Linked DNA regions of Mus musculus: region 1 is linked to region 2. Evidence: chromatin loops called from intact Hi-C (ENCODE). Cell type or tissue: gastrocnemius. All regions are shown on one strand. Each heading gives the region's core, and the rest is flanking DNA. Links, peaks and the distances in the headings are about the cores only.

Region 1 (5,380 bases), core at 124-5,123, 260 kb after region 2:
TGTTCTGAGTACAGCACACGCTTGGCTGGGGCCATTCGAGGGCGGGCAGGCGATGAGAGCGAAGGGCACCGAGAGTGTTTTGCAGCGATGGATGTGAGTGGGGGTCATCCAGACACCCAGAAAGCTTTACAATTAGCCTGAGAGCAGATGAGCCAAGGAAGACAGCTGGGTGGGGTAGGGTATACGCAAGGGTTGTGGGGAGAGCGCTTGCCCGTCGCACCCCATCCTGGGGAACTACGCGTCCCCAGCGGCTGCTCCCTGCCTGCCGCACAGCTCTTTCTTGTTGATCTGGCGCTCTGGGTTGCCTCTTCCAGCCCCTCTTCAGCTGCCAAAAGGTAGCTGCGCATTCACCCGCGATGCCTGCAAACTGGGGAGGGGCTTTGCAGGTCCCCAGTTCCCTCTCCCAAGGGAATGGTCTTGGGGAATGGAGTAGGAGGCCATCTAAGCGCCAAATGTGATGTACTATTTTAATCTAATTCGGAATCTATCACTCTTGGGTAACAAGAAACGAAATTAGAGCTGGCCCTGTGATGCTTAAAAGGTGGGAGTCTTCAGCAGTAGCCCATTAACAGTGCGTACACAGGTGCTACCATACCCGGGCACTGAAAATTCTCTTAATTTGAAATTAACAGAACTTTGTACTAAAGGCAGAGAACTGAAAACTACGACATAAGCCCTAACTACCCTATCTTTAGTTCATGTGCACTGAGGACTCAACTGGTCATGGTACTGGAAGGAAGAGCGACCTATAAAACCCTCCCTAGGGTTCCAAAATCCAAAAGCTCCTCAGGTTCCAAAAAGAAAAGCTCATTTCTTTGAAATTTCCAAGATGAAACTTAAATAAATAATAAAAATCCCTAACCTGAATGGTTACAAATTATTTTTTTTGGAAGCCATTAGCCATTTTCTCATAATCAAATTATTACATCCCATAAGATTAGGAACCTACTGTTGGTCACCACTGAGGGTTTCTGAGGTGGAAGATCCATCTTTAAGCCTGCAGGGGCAAACAAACTGTAATGGCCACACCTTCCAGTGCCAAGCAAGCTCATCTCTGTGAATTCTCTAGATCCTTCTCTACAAGACAGCTCACTATGAGATGGCACTCAAGCTTTCTCTAAATCTCAGAAAACACCTTCAGGAAGTGTTTCCACTACAGCATACAGCCCTATCTGCTGTCTGGTATTTCAGCACTGGCCAATCTAGCTACAGACAAGGGAAACTGCAAACAGGTGAACTTGTTTTAATTAAAAGGCTCCATTTTTAGTTGGGTAGATATCATCGACTCCGTTGAGCAATACTTCTTAAATTCCTCTCAGCAAATGCAAATGGGGAAAACCTAGGTTAAAAAGAGAAGAGACTCTGCCTAAGGTTTGGAAACATTCTGACTGCGAACACGAACACGAGTGAAGACTAAAGAACTCCCCCAGCTGAAGCCAGCAGTCAGTCAGTAAGCAAAGTTCTAACTTGCACTAAAAAGACCCCAGGGATTAACGGGCATTAATTACCTTACTCTAAATGCAAGTTAGTGACTTTGTTCTAGAAGCCCCTTTGACTTCGCTAATTGGTGGATGACCATTAGTACAACTGGATAGCTCATCAGAGGTGAACAGACAAGTGGGCTTTTCAGCAAAGAGAACCACTTGTCTTCACCAAGTCTTTTCCAAATGTCAATATGCTTCAAGTTATACCAAAGCTGGGAGATTTCATCTTGCTTTTCAACCTGTCTAGGTGGCCTGGGTGGGTTTCTGCCGGCAGCAGTTTCCTACCTTTGGTTTCTATGCTTCTATCCACGAGGGGGGATTAATTAGCCGGGCTGAAGCTGGAGGAGGCTGTCGTGACGAGCCCAGTGGCGATTGGCCGCCCGCCTGCCTGGCCCTGCCTTTATAATTTCCACACGAGTGCATCTGGGCTCTTACACAAACCAACAGCAGCTTCTTCTGACAGACACACACTCACCCCCGACGCACACTCTGCACACTTTTCCTCTACCTGATTAACAGTCCTGCACACACCATGATTACGGGAAAACGTAAATAAATACGGAAAGGGGTGATTATTTTGACTACTGGAAGAGCTTTGCTGGGTCTCAGCATAACTTTTGTTTTTATTACCGAGAAGGTGCTCTCTCCACGCGTCTCTCTCTGACACGGATTCTTTAGCGGAGGGGAGAAAAGGGGAGAGCTCAGCCTTTCACTTTAAGACCCGCTAGTCTCGAGCGGGGGAAAAAAGGCCAGCAGGGCAGGGCGGCCCCCTGCTGCAGCTAGTCCGAGAGAGGCTCGGTGCCTTTTGAGCGTGGTCCCCTTTCTCCACCGAAGTTGGCTCCAGCGCTAGCAGCCGCATTGGATCCCACAGCCTATTGCGAGACTCCGGTGTACAATCCGGATCTCTGCCCCAACATGATCGCGGCCCAGGCCAAGCTGGTCTACCACCTGAATAAGTACTACAACGAGAAATGCCAGGCCAGGAAAGCTGCCATCGCCAAAACCATCCGGGAAGTCTGCAAAGTGGTCTCCGACGTCCTGAAGGAGGTTGAAGTGCAGGAACCGCGTTTCATCAGCTCCCTCAATGAGATGGACAACCGCTACGAGGGCCTGGAGGTTATCTCTCCCACCGAGTTCGAGGTGGTACTCTATCTGAACCAGATGGGGGTGTTTAACTTCGTGGACGACGGCTCCCTGCCTGGCTGTGCGGTGCTGAAACTGAGCGATGGGCGCAAGAGGAGCATGTCCCTCTGGGTGGAATTCATCACCGCCTCTGGCTACCTCTCGGCACGCAAAATCCGTTCCAGGTTTCAGACACTGGTGGCTCAGGCGGTGGACAAGTGTAGCTACAGAGATGTAGTAAAGATGGTGGCTGACACGAGCGAAGTGAAACTGAGAATCCGAGATAGGTATGTGGTGCAGATCACCCCGGCCTTTAAATGCACCGGGATTTGGCCGCGGAGTGCTGCCCACTGGCCGCTTCCCCACATCCCCTGGCCAGGACCCAACCGGGTGGCAGAGGTTAAGGCTGAAGGGTTCAATTTGTTGTCCAAGGAGTGCCACTCCCTGGCCGGCAAGCAGAGTTCGGCTGAGAGCGATGCTTGGGTGCTGCAGTTTGCAGAGGCCGAGAACAGACTGCAGATGGGGGGCTGCAGGAAGAAATGCCTCTCTATCCTGAAAACCCTGCGTGATCGCCACCTGGAGTTGCCAGGCCAGCCCCTGAACAACTACCACATGAAGACTCTGGTGTCCTACGAGTGCGAGAAGCATCCTCGAGAGTCGGACTGGGACGAATCTTGCCTGGGCGATCGGCTGAACGGAATTCTTCTGCAGCTCATCTCATGCCTGCAGTGCCGGCGGTGTCCCCATTACTTCTTACCGAACTTAGATCTGTTTCAAGGCAAACCCCACTCGGCCTTGGAAAACGCTGCTAAACAAACGTGGCGACTGGCAAGAGAGATCCTGACCAACCCAAAAAGTTTGGAAAAACTTTAGAGGATGATCTAATCCAGGGCTGACAAGAATGAGCATTCTTCTCAAAGTCCCGACGAAATGAAAACTTCCTGGTTGATTCCTATGTACTATTTCTCGAGACAGTGCAAACAATCTCTTCCTTTAAAAGGAGTAACAACACAACATTTAACCATCATCTCACACAGGGGAAAAACCACACCACAAGCATCTTTATGGAGGCATCCCCCAGCTCCCCCGAAAAGTGCACAACACCCCAAAACAGCTGGCTGCAATGCAAGACCATGGCCAACTCCAGCAAAGGATTATAGTAATCTTGAGACTTAGGTGCGGCTGCCTTCCAGCAAACAGGGCCCGGATGTACCATCGGAAGCAAAGTGTAATGTATATTTTGATCTGTAACAAAAGTTGTGATCTCATGTTGTCTTTGAAAGTGTGGATATTGGTGTTTTGTGATTTGGTGATCAGAACTGAAATTACCATTTTGGAAACTTTCAGACATTTCCCACAGAACAGAGATGCATTTAAAGGTAGATTTCCTCCTGGTACTTTACCTGTCTTTCAAGTGTCTGAACTTAAAACAAAAGTTTACATTTTGTTTCAAATATATTGCTTGTTCTAACATTCCGTAAGTATACTTGAAATGTTATTTAAATATATTCAAAAATTTGAATTCAGCTTATATAATAACGCTTGAATATCTGAATTATATATATATTTGAAAATGCACTTGAAAATACACTGGATAATTACTTTTGTGATTTAGAATTTAATTTCTGTTGCTGATTTTTATTTAATTAGAAGATAATAAATGAAGTAAAATACCAAGTTTCTGTTTCTCTTTAAATTGTTGTTGTTGTTGTTAAATGAGGTAATGATGCTATTTAAAAGTCAACTTGAGAATTTTAAACATTTCGACAAACAGGTTAATAAAATCACTAAAATTAAATGTTAAAAGGGCTCTTTTTAGAACAGCTATAGAAAATATCCACTTCCCCAGTTTCTAATTTACTCAATGGTTCTTTTCTACAATGAATATATTTATAGCCTACTTCTGAGACTTTGATTCTGGTTAGTATTTCTGTAGTCGTTTGACAATATAAGGGAAAAATTACCATAGCAATAGAGAAGACTGAGTTTAAAAGCAGCAAAATCTGAGAAAAATTAACTTAAACCATAATGCAAAACTCTGAAGTTTTTATATGAAATATAAGCAATAAAATGGAGATATATTTTAACACAATAAGTGTTATTAGAATAAATTAACCAGAAACCACAACTCATTCTTACTATACAGGGAAAGCTAATGGCAAAACCTAAAGGCAAGCCCTTACTTATTTAAACACAGCACATTCATTGTCTCATTACAGAAGCTTTGGTGGTATCTCACCGATCAACAAGTGCTGAGAGGGTCCAGACCGAGGCTTTACATTAGCTAATTCAGGTAGCAATAAAGTTTAGAATTATCTTTGCCCATTTACAAATAATGTTCTATATAATGTGTCATTTCTGCATATAGCTTAAATATAAAGAATAAAATTCAAGTCTGACTATCTTAGAACTGCTTTTGAAACGATTTAAAGGAAGATCTTTGAAAATGATTGTAAAATATCCAGTATTACATCCCATATGTCAACCAAGACCTCAGAAGAAATTTACAGACACTACAGTTCCATAAATAAGAAAACAATGGAGTACATCTCAAATGGCTGTTGGGCCAGTGGGGCTTCTCTGATGGTCAAGGTTAGAATCCACAAGATAAGATCTAGTCACCATGTTTGCCATTCCAATGCTCCAAGTGTGCCTGCCCCTTTTAGAATGGCATCCGAGTGCTAGTGTGTGCTGTGTGTATACATTTAAATCAAAGCTTATAAAGAACCTGCTCCTTTTCCTTTTAAATCCATATGTAAAGTCAATTTAATTCA
Region 2 (5,380 bases), core at 301-5,300:
GAGTTTTAAACAATTTCCTCTTTAGCCAGAGTATGTACGCCTTAGCAGCACACTCAGTGTGAGACCCACTTGGGCTGTTTCTTTCCCTTTTCTCAACAAAGAACTTGAGGCAGAACGATAAGGGGATCCTGGGAGAGATTTCACGCTGCGGACAGCCGTGCTGCTCCGCTCATGCGCAGTGTGCAATTGGTCAATCCTTGATACCGGTGTCTCGGTGTTCTGATTTTCTTCCTGGTTTTGATGAAAGGGACCACTTTGAAGCAGGTCTCCATTAGTAGCTGTCTGGCAGGGGCTTCCTCACTTTGCAAGAGGCACGGAAACGTGCTTGCTCTTGCTGTTGGAATCTCACAGTCCTCCAGGGACCTTTTTCAGTACATTGTGGGTGATGACACATGGGTAAACTGACGGTTATCCATAGAATGTAAACTCTTTGGGATGTTCCTCAGCAACGCTGAGGTTTTACACACTCATGTTGTTCTTTTAGCCTCTCTTTATCTCTTTCCAAAACTCAGTGGGGAAAAATATCAACTGCCCTCCATGTTTTCCAGGATGTCGGCATTCTTTGTCATCAGCTAACATCCATCACGAATTTTTGCAAGCCTCTATCTCTCGGGAAAACACGGCTAAAACAAAGTTCTATTTTCTTAGGTCTGGATATTCCAAAAGATTTAGCCCCAGTGGGCCACCATTTTGGAATGAGTGGTCAACACCAAATGCCCACAAAAAGGAATGTTTCTCTGCTCCCTTTGGAGCTCATGGCTGCTACAGAGAATGTTTTTCCCACCTGGGCCATTTTTTCCCCATAATTTCATTTTAATTGGTCTTTGGTTAAGTTTGCTTTAGCTGTTCAGTAACGGTTTGTTTAAAGCATTCTGAGAGTCCTGTAATGACTATGGATAGAGACTTCTGCGTGATTTTCCAGTTAGCACAGGATACATCTTTGAGGGCAAATCCTATTTTAATTAGACACTGATAAATTCTGAAACCAAATATTTACGAATTTCTTATAACTTCATCAAAACCTCTCAACAGAATATCAGTGGTCATCGACACGTTTTCTAAGCATCAGGACTTTACCATTTTGAATGCAATCGTTTTTCTTTTGTTTTTGTTTGTTTTGCTCCTGGCCCTGTACACACTGCTGACCTAGAACTCACTATGTAGTCCCTGCTGGCTTCATTCAAACTTGAAGCAACCTTCCTGTCTCAGTCTCCTGAGTGTGGCTCACTGTACCCAGCATGAATGCTATTTTGGATACAGAGGTCTCAGTTTGTCTCTGACATATTTTCCACGGCAGTCAAGCCCCCCCTGTAACTCTAAATTGCACATGAGTTCAGTGAGTCTTTAAGTCGCTTTAGGCATTACACAGCACTTCGGTATAATCTTTATGTTAACCCCTGTCAATCACATCTCAAGTATGAAAAATATCAATGTCAGAAGAAAGGGTCTGCAATGCCTCTTCTCCAGGATGCATTTCCCACACCAGCATGTGCTTTCTACGAGGACTCCTGCGAAGCTTCCAGGCGTGGGGCGGAGCTGGGAATTAGAAGCTGACCAATATGACTGCCTTGCTTTCAACTTTCAGAATAACACTGGCAAATTCCATAAACTTGTTTCTGATCCTAAGTATAAAGACTACTAGTAGCAGTTTTATCACAAGGAAAAAAAAAACCCCTATCATTAAATAATCTTCCCTTTCAAACTCTTGAGTATGACTACAAAGCAGTACTCTTTTGTGAGACAGGACTTTAGTGGAAGGTGAAATAAATACCTTTTATAAATGGTATAGTCTACAGAGGCCACTTGACAATTTAATAATTCTGGTTTTATTCCCCCATGATAAGAATGTCTTCAACAAATATAACATGGTGATTACTTCTGTTTGATGAATTAAAGTAAAAAATAAGTTTCCTTCAAGCAGATTTTCCCCCTCTGAGCAAATGTATGTTCCTGGGAGGCTGAGGCTATGAAATTGACTTTAAATTGACTTTATCTTACATAGTTTTTTTAAAATTATGTGCACTCCTGGAATTTTTTTAAAAAATTAGATTGGAGTATCAGTTTGTAGATTTTTTTTTCCTTTTCCTTTTCTGGAAACAAATAGGTATGGCATTGGTCTCTATGCGGGATTTGTCTTTCTTTAGTGAGAAATCTACCTGGCACAAAGTAGCAATGGTTATAAAGGAGTTTATGGCATACTCTGTTTCTTGAGAGACACAAGAACAAAGGTGCCTATGGGCTCAGCAAGCACTCTCTGCTCACAAGTGCCATTCCTGAAACACAGGAGACCCCCTGGTCTGAACCACGTGATCTTGTTCGTGTTGCCCCCTCTGCTGCCTTCTTTCTCATTCCAAACATTATTGAGACCAAAAGAAGGCTACAAGATGGCTTCATACAAAGGCTCCACAAGGGTCCCAAGTTGGCTGGGAGAGTAATTATCAACTGGAGCTCTTGGGAGTCATCGGGCTGTTCTGAAAGGAGGGAGGTTGATGGAGCGTCATTGAGTCGGGTAGTGTGGTCAGTGGAGCATCCGAGGCTGTGCATGAAACTGAGATAGATATTCTGTCTCTAAGGTTTCCATTGTCCTGCCAGCTTTCATAGCAGTTGGGCAAGTGGTGGTGGGGGGAGGGAGAGAGAGAGAGAGAGAGAGAGAGAGAGAGAGAGAGGAAACAAAAGGTTATTAAAATACAGTGTATAGACACGAAGTGGAATTAGAGATGACATTCTAACGGTGGCCTCTCTGAGAGCGGAGGGGGGAGGGGCATGATTAGATTTGTGCAGCTTGATGAAAAACCCATGACTAAGATGCCACTTTCAATTTTTTTCCCCATTTAATGCTGTTTATTGTTTTAGTTGATAATTTTCCTAATGCTTTAACATTGTCCTTTTGAATTTTGCTCATGCAAATAGAGCATTTCAGTCTAATTGAACAAATCCATACTAATCAGCTAGTAATTGTGGTACTGGAAAGCCGGGTTCAATAGCCCTTGCTTCCTGCTCTCTGGCAGTCTGCCTGTAGATGGCACTAGAGAACTAGTAACTGGTCGCCCTCTCTGTGGCCAACCTACCACCTTCCAGAGAGCAAGGGTGCTACAATTTTCTTTTCATAAAAGAAAAGAAATGATACATTTTTGAAGATTAAAACCTCATGTTGCTTTCTCCAAACGCTAGGATAGCCTAGTTTCCAATCAGAACACCGAATCTCAGAGTGGTTCCTAGTTTAAACGCCTAGGACCCTGGCGTGTTTTTGAAATGCCTTTTGTGCATTAGAAGTAGAATCTGTCAGGAGCGTCAAATCAGTGAGACACTTGAAAAGACTCCAGAATCTCTCTTCCGAAGCAAGGTGCATCCTCGGTGGGCAGAACAGGGCTCAGGCAAGCAGCAGGGCTTAGGAGTTGAGGCTTTTATTCCCAGGTAGCCAAAAGCTAACATCTTATTCCAGAATGGACAGTAGTGGGAACTTAACCTGTGTAGTATTTACTGTGTCTTTTGTTAATGCTAAGCACTTAACTGTACATACATGCTTTTTAATGTACATGGAAAGCTTTTCTGTGTTTCTATTTCATTTTATTTTCCCAGAGAAACTAAATCTTCTTTAGTTCAGGAGTATTATTAGATAGATAGATAGATAGATAGATAGGCAGACAGATAGACAGATAGACGTAGATGTAGATATAGGTCAACTCTCTCTTAAATCTAAATGCTTATGATTTTTGCCTCATTCCTTTCCTCTTTTGTTTCATAATTATAAAGCTGAAACAAAAAATGAGTTTAAGCCTACTGGATCTTACTGGGAGGGTGTTCAATCTCTGTATTCACAGTGACTAACAATGATTTCAGTTTAACCATATATTTTCTACTGTATAACAAAAGGAGAGGTGTTTACATATCTTTTGAAATTGAGGGCATGGTTAAATGTATAAACATTAAAAAACCTGATTGACAGACAAGTCTACCCTATGAAATTGGCATTCAGGATACTCGTAAGGGTCCTGTGTTTCTTTATTTTTATTTTACTTTCAATGTGCAGATTATGTTATTAGCTAGCTGCTCTGCAGGAAAGGCCCCATCACTGTGTGTGCGTGCGTACGTACGTAGTTAATGAAGAGCGTGGACTGGAGTCTTAATTCTGGAACACAATGTTGATCCACTGAGTTGCCCCATTTCTCTCTGCTCAGCTGGACCACGGGTTTACCATCAAGAGATCAGGGTCTTTGGACTACTACCAACAACCAGGAATGTATTGGATAAGGTATGAGATGGTGCAGCTCAACAGTCAGTGTTTCCATGGCAACGTGCTGGCAGTCTCCATTTACCAGTTCCTTCAGTGGATAAACATGTTTTTGATTTGTTACCCAGTCCATATGCTGCTTTATCGGTTTCATTTTAATCTTGATTGAGATGCCACACCCCCTCATTCCTTTTTTTCACCCATTCTTCACACTGACATTTGCCGGCTTTCTTTCCATCGCACATGCTCAGTATCGATTTCCCCTTACGGTTAAAAGGACAGTATATTCCGTGCTGATGCCAAAGCCTTTGCCTGTTGTTGCTGATTGCAGCAATGATGTTTCCAGTGCTCTCCTGCCCTGTAATAAATGGAACTACAGCAGCACTTCAGTGTGTGTTCTATAGAAGTATATACTGTCATTTTAAAGTTACCCAGCCCAGCCTTAACCTTCTCAGACGGTGAGACAATGCATTTACACCTTAGCAGTAGAAATGCCTCCCAATACAGCGGGCTACAGAATGCATTGTGTGTGTCAGTAAGCTTGTGTTTTCAAGTTCTCCACCTTTTCGTTTTGTTTCTGTTTTACCGTTCCCTTCCCCCTCCCTCTATGTACTAGCTCCTGCATGAATTTACTTTCTGAATTTTGTAACTGTCAGATTCTTTAGTTGGCTTCTCTGCTTGAGCAAGGGGGTCGATGGGAAGTGTGACTTTGTTTAACCAGCTTATGAATTCTGTCCCCTCGTTTCCGATTCCAGTCAATGGCGCTGGCGTCTCCTGCCAGGGGCATTGTGTGTGTATCTCTCTAGAGTTACCCACAAGCGTGATGGCTTGCGATGGTTTGAGACATGAACTCTGAGAAGTTCTAGGGAACTTCTCTTCACCTTAATGTCTCCAAAATGATCTCCAGGTAAAAGCTCCATGTTATAGCACTCACCAAGGAAAAAGCACCCCGAGCTTTGGCATTTGTTTTTCAAATAATAGAGTCTGTTGGTTGGCGCAGCACAGTATCTGCCTGACACCATTTCATGGATCAGACTGCCAAGTTTTACCACAAAAAAATTATATATATATATATGTTCATGTGTATATAGATACATATATACTTTATATATTATAATACATATACATTTCCCCTTTGATTATTGCTCC

What was found. Peaks named below come from ENCODE experiments on the same cell type or tissue, not always from the same donor. Only the 100,000 strongest peaks of a DNase experiment are listed, where the experiment ranks them.
Region 1: a loop joins it to region 2, with 6 times the contacts of the local background. A loop is called at or near these places in 5 of 42 quality-filtered maps.

What each region holds. Positions count from the first base shown.
Region 1 is chr3:55,780,595-55,785,974 of GRCm38, forward strand. All of the region lies in intron 41 of Nbea (neurobeachin), which reads right to left. Mab21l1 (mab-21-like 1) reads left to right here and starts at 1,916. Exons shown (of 1, transcript NM_010750.3): 1 at 1,916-4,693. The coding sequence starts at 2,400. The coding sequence ends at 3,479. In gastrocnemius, for the core only: no CTCF peak of the experiment used is centred there; DNase peaks (open chromatin) are centred at 244, 1,049, 1,873, 2,321 and 3 more places; H3K4me3 peaks cover 5,000 bases; H3K27ac peaks cover 5,000 bases.
Region 2 is chr3:55,517,672-55,523,051 of GRCm38, forward strand. The region is part of intron 16 of Dclk1 (doublecortin-like kinase 1); the gene reads left to right. Among named protein-coding and RNA genes, the nearest start is that of Gm31796, 23 kb to the right of the region's middle. In gastrocnemius, for the core only: a CTCF peak has its summit at 3,002 (motif pointing right); DNase peaks (open chromatin) are centred at 2,758, 3,019, 3,321, 4,283 and 1 more place; H3K4me3 peaks cover 197 bases; H3K27ac peaks cover 173 bases.